Regions from separate parts of the Mus musculus genome. Here region 2 is linked to region 1. The links are chromatin loops, found by intact Hi-C in ENCODE. Cell type or tissue: gastrocnemius. All regions are shown on one strand.

Region 1 (2,500 bases):
GATTTTTAAAAATAAGCCAGTCTTTATAAACGTCACAGATGAGCCCTAGAAAGAGATTCTGTTGGTGAACTGATGGGTCTCCCAGTCACCGTAGCAGACAGGATCTTTAGATTTTTGCTACCATCTATGAATGACTAGATACATGCATTTTCTTAGACACAAAAGGAAGGGTTCCACCCCCACCTCCATCTTCTTCTTAGGTGCTCAAGAATACACAAATGCTTTTATTCTCCAGTTAAATATTCTAATGTGTCTGGGAGTATTGTCTATTATGACAAACTTCTAAAAAAAAACAAAACAACCATGTGAATACATGATTTACTTGCTTAAAGTTGAAATGGATTTTTATTTCATTCCTGCAAGATTTGAAAACAGCTTATTATTAAATCAAGATGGCAAGATGGCATATCTGGGGGAAGCGAATAGATAGTTTTAGACATATGAGCTCAGTGGATAACAGCATTTAAGCAACACACTAGTTCCAAAGCTTTCTGAATGTCAGAGTACAAAAAAAAAAAAAAAACCACAAAAAGAAATACACGTAAATGTCAGAAAAAAAGAAATACACATTAAGGTACATGGAAGTGCTCCTCAATTCTTAGCCTGGTAATGTCATAGCCCATCAAAAGGTCAAAACTCATTTAACGCATCTAACATCACAGCCCAACCTGTGATAATGTGCCCAAAGCACTTATGTTAGCCTGTGTTAGGGCAAATCATTTACCATAAACACTACTGTATAACGACAAGGTAATAGATAATTTGTGTAATCTATTAAAGATTGTATTTAGGTTGAAAACCATTTTGCTTTTTTAAAGTCAAATTTGGATCTGCCTATTTAAAAAAAAACATGTTAACCTATAGAATTTTCAAGTAGGAATTCATTATAGAGTGATACAAATAAGCTCTCTACTCATACCGGCCTTAACAGCATACCACATTCAGAGTGAACACCATAGTGTTTTCCAAGAATTACCTTAATTAGTCACAGTACAAGAATTATGCTAAGAAATCAATTCATTGGAGAATTCTTTTGAACTTTTAAAATTTTTATTCTGTGTGTGTATGCCTGAGAGAGAGAGAGAGAGAGAGAGAGAGAGAGAGAGAGAGAGAGAGAGAATGCTTGTGTGCACACTGATGTGCTTGTTTGTATGCATGTGTGGAGGCCAGAAGAGGGCATCAGATGTCCTTCTAAATCACTCTTTGCCTCTCTTCTTGAGACCAGGTCTTTCCCTGAACCTGAAGCTCATGTTTTCTAGGCTGGGCTCCTGTGTCTGCCCCACTCAGATCTGAAGTTACAGGTATTCATGGCCAAGGGTTGATCCTCATGCTTGTCCAGCAAGTGACTTAACAGCAAAACCAGCCTTCCAGAACTGGGTATTTTTCAGGTAGATACAGCTTTATTTTGTGTGTGATTCGTGTGTGTGTGTGTGTGTGTGTGTGTGTGTGTGTGTGTGTGATTCGTGTGTGTGTGTGTGTGTGTGTGTGTGTGTGCGTGATTCGTGTGTGTGTGTGTGTGTGTGTGTGTGCGTGATTCGTGTGTGTGTGTGTGTATGTGTGTGTGTGTGATTCGTGTGTGTGATTCGTATGTGTGCGTGATTCGTATGTGTGTGTGTGTGTGTGTGTATGTGTGTAGTATGTGCATGTACATGTGCTCACATGTGCTCAGTGGTTGCTAGGTATCTTCCTTGAGTTTGCTCTGCTTTATTGGGGTCGTGTCTCTGGCTGGAGCTGAAGCTCACCAATTCCATCTAATCTAACTAGCATTTCAAGGGATCCCCTCTCTCTGGCTCCCATGTACTAGGATCACAGAAGGGAATCACATCTGCAGGCTTTTGACATGGGCTCTGAGGATCTGGTCTGTAGTCCTCACACTTGTGGGCAAGTGTTGATCCATTGAATTATCTTACAGCCCTTATTAGAAAATTCTTTATTGGTAAGAAAGAAATACACGATTCTGACTTGTCTTAGTAATACCTTGCTTTTCAAATAAATAGAAAACAATTTTTATATATATATGTACATATATATATATACATATATATATGTGTGTGTGTGTCTGTGTGTGTATGTATGTGTGTATATATATGTCTGTGTGTGTATGAGAGAGGGAAAAAGAAAATTACATAGATATTAGAATATATATAAAAAGTAATTTCAATATTTTGTGCAGTACTTCTAAATGGATACTGCATCACATTGCGTTACTGTTTCACTGAGGTGCTCGATGGAGCAGCAGAGAGAACTTTAATGTGACCTCTGCTCAGCTCCCACTGGCCTCACTTGTCTAACCTGGGTTGACAGTGGAGATGAACTCTGATACAGATCCTCAAGGCTGGACGCCACAGTCTGTGAACACAGCTGGACACCACAGTCTGTGAACACGGCTGTCGCTGTTTGCTTTGGCTCACTGGAGAGTTTCACTGAAAGAATATATTTTTATTTGACTTTGACTAATATTTTACTAATACTTTTTAATATGGTCTTTATTCAAAGATCA
Region 2 (2,500 bases), 140 kb after region 1:
ACAGCCAATGATGTATACTGATTTATATAGAGTTTTAAATATTCAAAAACAAGGAGAAGAGAAGGCTTGGGGTAGCTGGTGATGGCAAAAGTCACAGTTTTCACTGAGTAGTGATAATAAAAGGTAAATGAGAAGACAAAAGGTAAGGAAAAAACAGAGTGAATTAGTCACTAATCCGGCATTCCAATCTAGGCTGGTTCCAAATCCTGTGCCCCTCTATAATGTAACTAAATCAGAACCACATTAATATTGTCTGGTTTACTCATTAAAGAATACTCTCCACTCTGTTACATTTGGCAAGATTTGCCAATGCTCTCTTTTGCTAAGCTATAATTGCTTTCACATGATCACAAAGTGTACATTTACAGTTTGTGTTTTATGCTGTATTTGGGATGCAAAGAAATACTTGATTCAAAAAGGGAAAAAGCAAACCTTCCTAGAAATGGGAACAAAACACCCATTGGAAGGAGTTACAGAGACAAAATTTGGAGCTGTGACAAAAGGATGGAACATCTAGTGACTGCCATATCCAGGGATCCATCCCATAATCAGCTTCCAAACACTGACACCATTGCATACACTAGCAAGATTTTGCTGTAAGGACCCAGATATAGCTGTCTCTTGTGAGACTATGCCAGGGCCTAGCAAACACAGAAGTGGATGCTCACAGTCAGCTATTGGATGGATCACAGGGACCCCAATGGAGGAGCTAGAGAAAGTACCCAAGGAGCTGAGGGGATCTGCAACCCTATAGGTGGAACAACAATATGAACTAACCAGTAGCCTGGAGCTCTTGTCTCTAGCTGCATATGTATGATGGCCTATTCAGCCATCACTGGAAAAAGAGGCCCTTTGGACTTGCAAACTTTATATGCCCCTGTACAGGGGAACGCCAGGGCCAAAAAGGGGGAGTGGGTGGGTAGGGGATGGGGAGGAGGGGATGGGGGTCTTTTGGGATAGCATTGGAAATGTAAACGAGGAAAATACCTAATTAAAAAAAAAAAAGGGAAAAAGCAAGCTAGCTGAAATAGCACTGAAACACAATCAGGCAACGCTAGACAGTTTCAGTTAGGTTGATTATATTTAGACCAGAAGGTGGCATAAGAGTTATAGTAATGGGAAATTATTCTCAATGACTGAATTTTCTTAAAGGATTGTGTTGTAAACCAGGGTCTACATTATATAATTCTCTTTTAGTCTAAGAAAATAAGCATATATTTAAGTATATAAGCAAAAATCTCTTTTTCATTTAAAGTTGCTCAATGATTTTTGAAAAGTAATATGCACGTACAAAACAAATTGTAAAACTATCCAAATCTTACAGTCCGTGAACAACTGAGCAAATATAATGGTGCTTATATCTCCATACTTTATCTAGTAATATCAACTGCAGACTACTATACCCACTGCTATTCTCATTTAAGAATATATAATGGGCATTTGAGTTAAAAGGATTTCATATACCCATAGAGTGGCAGAGAAGTGCTCCACTGTACTGTGTGTACATAATTAGCTTCATTACTCCATGATTTACATAAACTCTATGCAGCATTTTACTGGGGTACAGAGTTCTTAAGAAACTCTCTTTCTCTCTCTCTCATATATATATATATATATGCACATATATATATACACATACATATATATACATATATATATATATATATACATCATCTACATTTACATATACATATCCTGCTCGCCTGCATTCATTCATCTTCCTTATCTAAACTTTCTAAGACTTATTATAGAAACAAAACGGTTTAAAAGTTGGAATTTTGAAGACTTTTTCAAGTATTTTTAAATTCCCTCTATGAAACCCTTACTTAGTTTCTTTCACTACTGTATGAAGGCACAGATTTTTCACCTTCTGCATTAGCCTTGCATTTTACCCTGGATATTAGTCCGTTTTAAAAATTATTGTAATAAAACAAATGAATAGATTAACTCTAGCTCCTAATTCTGGAGATTCAAATGCAATGGCCCAGCATCATCTTGCCTCTGATGAGGGCCTCTTGCAAGATGGCAAAGGAACAGATGAAAGAGAGACAGCTCATCACCAGACAGGAAGCATGAGGGATTCAAGAGCTGACTTACTCTCCCTACAACTTGCTCTTGACCACATTAATAACTGTTCTGAGTCCTGGAGGCAGCACTCACAGTGAGCTGAGCACCATCTGGTAGGCAGCATCCCTTAGTAGGGCAATGCCACCTACTGTACAGACACATGCAGGATTCTGTCTCCATCATATGAGTCCTCACTGGATACACTACTAAATCCTATCTAAACCATCATGCCTAATAATAATCTCTAAAATATAATCTGCTAAGAAGTTTCTTACATGATTTTCATCTTTATGGGTAGACACAAAATTTGAAAAATATTCTTATTAAAGGTCATTAGAAACTTTGTTCATATTAGTTGATGCGGGTTTTTGTTTAATGAAAGAACAAATACATGCTAGAGTCCTCACCATGTGTGCTAAACTCATCAGATGCG

Evidence for each region. A loop is a pair of places that touch in the nucleus more often than their neighbours do. Peaks named below come from ENCODE experiments on the same cell type or tissue, not always from the same donor. Only the 100,000 strongest peaks of a DNase experiment are listed, where the experiment ranks them.
Region 2: a loop joins it to region 1, with 2.7 times the contacts of the local background. A loop is called at or near these places in 12 of 42 quality-filtered maps.

Annotation. Positions count from the first base shown.
Region 1 is chr4:15,316,162-15,318,661 of GRCm38, reverse strand. The region is part of intron 3 of Gm29883 (a long non-coding RNA gene); the gene reads right to left. It overlaps Gm29829 (a long non-coding RNA gene), which reads left to right and starts at 1,239. Exons shown (of 3, transcript XR_390425.4): 1 at 1,239-1,388. In gastrocnemius, a CTCF peak has its summit at 1,178 (motif pointing right); DNase peaks (open chromatin) are centred at 1,243 and 2,348.
Region 2 is chr4:15,172,431-15,174,930 of GRCm38, reverse strand. No RefSeq gene overlaps it. Among named protein-coding and RNA genes, the nearest start is that of Necab1, 25 kb to the right of the region's middle. In gastrocnemius, CTCF peaks have their summits at 1,085 (motif pointing right) and 2,206 (motif pointing left); no DNase peak of the experiment used is centred here; H3K4me3 peaks cover 32 bases; H3K27ac peaks cover 25 bases.